Regions from separate parts of the Homo sapiens genome. Here region 1 is linked to region 2. Evidence: chromatin contacts called from ENCODE Hi-C or POLR2A ChIA-PET data. All regions are on one chromosome and are shown on one strand. Each heading gives the region's core, a stretch centred on a gene start or an enhancer-like site at or near the end of the contact. The rest is flanking DNA. Distances are from core to core; before and after follow the strand shown. Region 1 holds the start of DLGAP3 (DLG associated protein 3). Region 2 holds the start of ZMYM1 (zinc finger MYM-type containing 1).

Region 1 (3,969 bases), core at 959-3,458, 150 kb before region 2:
GGCCATCATTCTACAGCTACATACAAGCTCACTCGTTGGATGTGAGCCCCCTGGCACAAAACTCAGCGGGCCCTGCCTGCCAGATCAGTGGGGCAGTGGCGGGTGGGAGATGCGGGGGCTGTATGTGAGGCCGTTCATCCTATGTTCATGTTCCTTTTAGAAACACCTGCCACCCTAGCCCTCCCAGCTCCCTTTTTAGACCCTGATTCACTGCCAACTCACGAAGCCTCTCCCTCCCCTCCCTCCTCTCTTCTCCCCCCACCCCCCACTCTTTTAGGCATTGGCAGCTGGGTGCAGAAGTAGCCCCAGCATTCAGGGAATGCTGCGCAGTGGTAGAGGGCAGTGCCCCCAGGGTCAGAGAGAGCACACCAGGAAGTACCACTCTCTAACCTTGGCCCAGCCCAGTTCTTTGGGTCACTGAAAGACCTGGGCTGAGGTCTTTCTGTACCACTAACTAGCAGTGTGTGGTTGTGGAAAATGCAATTCATTTCTCAAGCCTCAACATCTTCATCTGTAAATCGGCATTATATTTGGTTGAACCATATGAAATTGCTGTTTTTGTAGGTTAAATAAAAACAGTTGAATATTGCAGTTGCATATGGCTTAACGTGATACCTGTCCTGCCTGCTTCCCAAGGCTGTTGGGGAAATAAGAAGAGTTCAGAGGGCAGCATTTTCAAAAGCCCTGAACTAATATGAGGGCATTATTTTATTATTATTACTTCAAAGAGCTTAGTACAGACCCACCCGGAGCCAGTGGACTGAACCAATAACCCAGAACTTGAAGGTTTGGGACTTGGAAGTCTGGGAGAGCGCCACCTGCTCTGATGACTAACAGGGCAGACGCTTCCACCTGGCCTCCTCATCTCCTAGCTCTAAAAGGCCCTTGGTGAAACATTATTGAGATGACACAAGTTCCCAGGCCCCCAAAAGGAGAAGCAGCACACGCAGGCACATACTCCAGCTCGCCCCAGATCCCCCCTCCCACCCACCAGGGGCCTTAGCATGCAGGAAGGACACGACCAGCAACATCCCAGAGGGCACCCCCTGAGGTAGGTGAAGGTAGAGACCAAGCTGGGGAGTGCCACAAAGCTCTTGCCTGAATCAAGGGTCAGGGGTCCCCAGAGAAGTGGGGAATGATCTGACCTCGGAAAAGTCTCATCTCCCTGTCCCATATCCCACCAGGAATGGGGGGACAGTGGGGGGGACAGAGCCCAGGTGTGGGTGATTCAGAGTGAACCGCGCTCAGATACACTCTCTCTCACACAGCCAACGCACGCGCGCGCACACGCACACACACACACACACAGTCACACAGGGCAGATACCGGGACCCACTCACAGAGACAGTCACGCCGGCACACACATCCATTCACACACTCACAGACACACACAGGCACACATGGGGACAACACACACTCATTCACTCACATGTCCACAGATGCATACACAGTACCACCCTCCACACTCACGCTGCATACACCCACTAACATGCACACACACTCTCGCCCACAGTGACACACGCACACACTCACGGCATACACTCACCGGCACACACAATCGCCCACAGACCCACACAGTGACACACTCGGCACAGACACACAGCGACACGCACTCACATTCACACACCTGCAGAGGAAACTTCTCTCCGGATCTCCCCAGCACCACGACTTCCCCCACAACCAGCTGGCTACTCCCTCCCAGACCCGAGCCTCCAGCCGGGCGAGGGCTGGGCCGGGGCTGGCCTGTCCCCGCGGCCCTGACCGGGAGCGTGGGTCCGCGGTCCGCGTGGTCCCCTGCCCGCCCCTCGGGTCGGGCCCGCGGGCAGCCAGGCCGGGGCAGGAGCGGGGGCAGCTGAGGAGGCCCAGCCCCTCCCCCCTCCCGGGGCCGGGAGCCGAGCGCCGGAGCCCGGGGCGTGGGCGGCGCCGGGGCCGCAGCCGGGCCGTGCCTGGGGGGCGCTGCAGAGGGAGCCGCGAGCGCGGCCCCGTCCCCACTCCTCCCCGCGGCTTACCTGGCCCGGCTCGGGCTCCGGCCGGGTTACATGGTGCCGGCGGCCCGGGCCGGGGGCGCTGCGGCGTTGGGCAGGCGGGCAGGGACCGGGGCCCGGCACTGCGGAGCCCCCAGCTGAGGGGCCGCGCCGGCTGCGGAGCCCCAAGCGAGCGCCGAGCGGCAGCGGGCGCGGGAGCGGGAGGCGGCCAAGCCACGGAGGCTGGATTTCCCGGGGACCGGGAAGGGGAGGCGGGGGGATCCCGCCCGCGCGCTCCGCCCCCGCCCCCGCCCCCGCGCAGGGCAGCCGAGCAGGGAGAGGGAGAGGGAGAGGAAGAGGGAGGGGGACCGAGCTCCCCGCCCCCGCGCGGACCCAGGAGGGCCGAGGTCGCCGCCCGCGGGCGGCCGCCGGGGTCCCGGAGGAGCGCCCACCTCGCTGAGCGACGGTGCTGGGGGCGCCCAGCGTAGGGGCAGGAATGAGATCCCCCTCCCCGGGGACCCAGGAACAGGCACCCGAAGTGTCACGGCCACGCACAGCCGACCTGGGTACAGGGACCCAAGCCCGGCGGCGGGCGGGCGGTCGGGGACCAGCTCAGCCTCACGGACCGGGTCTCGCCCCCCGCCGAGGGGCAGTCACGCCCTGAATGTCACACACAGCCCCCAGGCCCGTCCGCTTAGGAGACTCTCCTTCGGGCTTTCCCGGTCGGCCGCCTGACCTCAGCTCCTGGCTTGGGGTCAGGGAGCCCCCCTCTTCGGCCCCAGCCCCTGCCAGGATGGGGCGCTGTGCCCGGCCTCGGAGCCGCTGGCAGGCGTCCCCCACCCACAGTCCGCACAGCCGAGGCATCCCCAGTGTGGAGGGAGAGCCCCGCTGTACCTGCCGCCTGTGCTGGGCCCCCGCCCGTGCCCACTGTGCCCGCCCGCCTCTGGGCCCTGAGCCTGGGATTGTGCCATGGCGGGGTCGGGGTGGGGGGAAAGGGACTGTCCGAAGCACAGCTGGAGGCTGCGGAGCCCGGACACAGGCTGCGGGAGCCGAGAGGCGGAGAGCGGACTGCAGCAGTCCCCTGGCTTGAATCCGTCTTGGCGCCCAGAGCGATGCTGTAATGGGGGGGAGGGGGCCACGGTGGGGAAGCCGCAGGGGGAGGGGCTGAAGACGTGGGGGAAGGGGTGGCTCCGGATTCCGGCTTTCCAGGGTAGGTGTGAGGAAACACTGCCTCCGGCGCTGAAAGTTGGGGGTGGAGGTTCAGTGGGCATCCTTAAAGCCCTCTTCCCTCCTCTACCTTTTCCGGTCTTGAAAGCTTGGGATGGTGAGGTGTGGGCTTGGGAGGCTTGAGACTGCCCACCTCTCTAGGAACATACCTTGGAGTTGTTCTGATTCAACGGCCCCCACCCCGCACCCCAACAACTCCCTGCTCTCTGTTTCCTTGTGGGGCCACCGGCTCTCCTCCCTGTATAAAGGGGAAAGTGAGGCACGGAAAGGAGAAGCCAAAGGCCCAGAAGAGCTAGAACTGGGAGCCAAGACCTCTTTTCCCCAGGGAGATGATGTTTTAAGATGCCACATTACATTAAATAACATAAGGGGCTTGGAGAGCCCTCTTCCCAAGGGATACCTAGAAGTCTGGTAAGAGACTAGTAGATTGGTCACCTACCCTGCTGCTCACAAGAACGGTTCATTGTCTCTTCAATCATGAAGTGAGGTTGCAGACCATTTCCAGCCCAGGGTTCAGTCAAGAGCAGATGTCATGAAAATAAGAAAGTTGTTCCCAGGAACCCACTTTAGAACTGAAGGAAACATCTCACTTTCCGTGGAGCATAAGAACAGCCGTTGGGCCGAGCGCAGTGGCTCATGCTTATAATCCTAGCACTTTGGGAGGCCAAGGCGGGTGGATTACCTGAGGTCAGGAGTTCAACACCAGCCTGGCCAACATGGTAAAATCCCGTCTCTACTAAAATTACAAAAAATTAGCCGAGTGCAGTGGCACGTGCCT
Region 2 (4,247 bases), core at 572-3,071:
AGATATTTTGCAGACCCTGCACTTGATGGATCAGCTGGTACCACCCAGATAGATAAACAGGCTCATCTGATCTTGTGGCCCCCACCAGGGAACTAACTCAGCGCATGAGGACAGACAGCTTCAACTTCCCATTATTTCATCTCCTACCTAACCAATCAGCGCTTCTGGCTCACTGGCTTCCCCCCACCCACCAGTTGTCCTTAAAAACTCTGATTCCCAAATGCTCGAGGAGACTGATTTAAATAATAATAAAATTTCAGTCTCCCGCACAGCTGGCTCTGCGTGAATTACTCTTTCTCTATTGCAATTCCCCGTCTTGATAAATGGACTGTGTTTAGGTAGCGGGCAAGGTGAACCCACGGGGCATTTACAATGACATCACTTGCCTTTGGATGCCCACTGAACCAGGACTCATTTCTGGGTTCCAATCTAATCCCAGTCACTGAGTTGCTGTGTAACTTGGGGCAAATTACCTTTATCCTCTTGCCTTCAGCTTTTCCTTTGGTAGGAAGGGAGCATTAGAGGAGAGATCATTTCAGTAAGGTCCTTTCTAATCCTAACAGTCTAAACAGATTATTATGAATATTAGAAGGTAATAATAAATGTTGGAGAAATTAACTTCAGTTACTCGTATAATATTTCAAATTACCAAAGGGTTTATATTAGATTTGAGGCTAATTCCAAAGGATATTTAAGGACCATAGCAGCAAGGATTAGGAGGCCCTTTTGGTCTGGACCTCACCTTCACAAGGGCCTCAAATTTAGATTTTTGAGAATATCTCCTTTAAAAGTAATTGTCAAATATGATTATAATAAGTTCATCATTCAACCTTATATATATATTTTAGAATCCTCTTATGCCTTTAGGAATAGCACAGTTAGTTCGTCCTATACTTTTTTAGGTGTTGAAAGTATTGTCAAAAAACATTTAAAATATGCCATTATTTTTGACATGCAGTTTGGGGTTATTTTAATTTTTTTTTTTTTTTTTTTTTTTTTTTTTGAGACGCAGTCTCTCTCTGTCGCTCAGGCTGAAGTGCAGTGGTACAATCTCAGCTCACTGCAACCTCTGCCTCCTGGCTTCAAGCGATTCTCCTGCCTCAGACTCCCAAGTAGCTGGGATTACAGGCGCCCGCCTCCATGCCCGGCTAATTTCTGTATTTTTAATAGAGACGGGGTTTCACCATGTTGGTCAGGATGGTCTTGAATTCCTGAACTCAAGCAGTCCACCCGCCTCGGCCTCCCAAAGTGCTGGAATTATAGGTGTGACCCACCACACCCAGCCTGGGGTCATTTTAATTTTAACGTACTAATGAAAGAAGTCTGAACTCCCTCCCTACCTCTGAGGATAATTTCCTTTTACTAGGAATTTACTCTGCAACTGGCACTTTGCTAACATTGCCTGTCATATTTTTTTTTTTTGAGTCCAGCTTCTGCAGAAGCCTGCCTAATGTTTACAAACCTACGATGCAGCCACTACAATTATCCCCATTTCAAGGTCGAAGAAATGGAGATTTATAGAAGTTGTCAAATCGCTTACTAGCACACAGCTAATAAGTAGTAAAGCCATCTCTCAAATCCAGGAAATCTAACTGCCCTGCCTGAGCTCTGAGTCAAGGGTCCTACTTTGGCTGCCAGCCAGCGACGACTTCAAGGGTAAGATCCTATGCGGGCCGTAAGGACTCTTCCCCTCCCCCTCTCCCACTTCTTCTATCCCAAAGTCGCTCTTCCCAATTCAGGGAGCTGGGACCACCCTGAGCCAGCGGCCCTGCGCATGCTCAACCGCAGAGCACGACGGGAGAGGGGCGGGGTCGGCGGGGCCGTTTCGCTTCGAAGATTGTTTCAGAAGCGTTGGGCGGGGCGTCCCTGAGAGAAATTAGTAAGCCTCCTCATGCGGCTCTGGTTTCGGTCTTTACTCCTGCGCCTTACTCGAAAGGGGCAGGGTTTCTGCTGTCGGTCGGAGGGAGGATGACGCGCCGGGTCGGGGTTTTAGAGACGGAGCTTTGAGTGCGGATTCCGCCAGATGGGGGTCGGGAACTCCGGGCCAGGCCCTGACGTGGATTGTGTTTGCCGCCTCCTTTAACCTTGCCCTCATAGACTGGGGGGGTTAGTGCTCCCCGCTTCCAGCGATTCTCGCCGCCTCCTGCTCCTGTGTAGTAACTGGGCCTTCAGACTTTAGTCTCGCTCCGCAGCCTCCGTTTCAGAAGCCCCATCACACCTGTATCTCTCCTTCATTGAGCAGTGATTTTTCAAAAGTTTGACTCCTGGCCGGGCGTGGTGCCTCAAGCCTGTAATCCCGACACTTTGGGAGGCCCAGGCGGGCGGATCTCTTGAGGTCAGAAGTTCGAGACCAGCCTGGCCAACATGGCAAAACCCCGTCTCTACTAAAAGTACAAAAATTAGCTGGGCTTGGTGGCAGGCGCCTGTAATCTCAGCTACTCAGGAGGCTGAGGCAGGAGAATCGCTTGAACCGGGAGGCAGAGGTTGCATTTAGTCGAGATCGTGCCACTGCACTCCAGAGCGAGACCCCGTCTCAAAAAAAAAAATGAAATGTTTGCTGAACCCCAAAAGCACAGTTTGAACGCTGCTGATTTACAAGATTAATTTTAAGGTATTTGGTATCAGGGACCTTCCTGACATGACCCATGTCTACTTTTCAAACTTTCCAGTTCCTTCTACTAGCACTCTTGCACTTGTACTTTATCTGCAACAACAGTCCCACTCCTTCTAGTTCCCATATATTTGTGCTTCTTTTTTTTTTTTTTTTTTTGGAGACTGGGTCTCGCTCTTTGGCCCAGGCTGAGTGCAGTGACACGATCACGGCTCACAAGCAGCCTCAGCCTTCCGAGCTTAAGCGATCCTCCCACCTCAGGTTCCAGAGTAGCTGGAACAACAGGTGCTCCCCACTACGCCCAGCTAATTTTTGTATTTTTTGTAGAGACAGGTTATCTTCATGTTGCCTAGGCTGGTCTCGAACTCCTGAATCGAAGCAATCCACCTGCTTGGGCCTCTCAAAGTGCTGGGATTACAGGCTTGAGCCACTGTGCCCGGCTATTTGTGGTTTTGTACATGCTGTCTCTATACCAGGAATATCCGCCATCATTGGTTGGTAGACACTTTAAAACCCAGCTCAAATTTCACCTCCCAGAAGACTGACCGTCTTCTTTTTTCATTTCTTCTCAGTACCTTGTATATACTTACTGGTTGGGACATCCTACTCATCAGTGTAACCCGGTACCAAGGCACTTCGGAAATGATGGCTCTTCATTGCCTGCAGAATTAACCATGGACATTTTAGTTTGGTTTGAAAAACATATAGCCTTCTGCCTCCAGCCTTCCCATCAGGCTAGTAAAAGACCTTGCAGAACTCAGTTGAATAAAATAATTTTTTTTTTTTGAGACAGCATTTCACTCTTGTCTCCCAGACTGGAGTGCAGTAGCGCGATCTCAGCTCACTGCAACCTCCACCTCCAGTTCAAGTGATTCTCCTGCCTCAGCCTCCCAAGTAGCTGGGATTACACCACACCTGGCTAATTTTTGTTTAGTAGAGACAGGGTTTCACCATGTTGGCCAGGCTGGTCTAGAACTCCGACCTCAGCTGATCCACCCTCTCAAAGTGCTGGGATTGCAGACAGGAGCCACCGTGCCCGGCCGAATAAAATAAATCTTAGCAAAGTGTAATGTATAAAGAAGTGGTATAATGCGAAGAAATAAGGGATAGGAGTATATCTGCTTCCAGACTCTGTTTTGTTTTTGCTTGTGTCCATACCACACTATCTTAATTTACTGTAGCTTTATAAGCCCTTCCAACATTTTTTTTTTTTGATATTGTCTTGGTTATGCTAGGCTCTGTATGCACATTGTATATACATTAGAATTACCTTACAAATTCCACAAAAACCCCTGCTGGGATTTTCATCTACAGCTTAATTAGGAGAAAAATTAATATTGACTCTTTCCATCAATGAGCATTTATTTAGATCTTCCTTAATTTCTCTCAGCAATGTTTTGTTTTCACTGTAGAGTTCTTTAATAGCTTTCATTAGATTTATTCCTATATTTGATATTTATGATGCTGCAGAAAATGGTTATTTTTATATTTTTCTGTTCTAGTATAAAGAAATAAAATTGATTTTTTGTTTGTTTGTTTGAGACGGAGTCGCACTGTGTCACCCAGGCTGGAATGCAGTGGCACAATCTCGGCTCACTGTAGCCTCTGACACCCAGGTTCAAGTGATTCTCCTGTT

The links. A loop is a pair of places that touch in the nucleus more often than their neighbours do. ChIA-PET counts read pairs that join two places held with the same protein, here RNA polymerase II (POLR2A). Pooled maps may share reads with other maps.
Region 1: a pooled map shows a loop between it and region 2 (2.7-fold over the local background). The contact joins the promoter of DLGAP3 here to the promoter of ZMYM1 in region 2. A Hi-C loop is called at or near these places in 2 of 50 pooled maps. POLR2A ChIA-PET finds 5 or more read pairs at or near these places in 7 of 52 experiments (A549, H1, WTC11 and 3 more).

What each region holds. Positions count from the first base shown.
Region 1 is chr1:34,927,442-34,931,410 of GRCh38, forward strand. DLGAP3 (DLG associated protein 3) reads right to left here and starts at 2,209. Exons shown (of 12, transcript NM_001080418.3): 1 at 2,010-2,209. RefSeq lists silencers at 1,718-1,787, 2,768-2,817.
Region 2 is chr1:35,077,564-35,081,810 of GRCh38, forward strand. It overlaps ZMYM1 (zinc finger MYM-type containing 1), which reads left to right and starts at 1,822. Exons shown (of 10, transcript NM_024772.5): 1 at 1,822-1,879. RefSeq lists an enhancer at 1,729-2,247.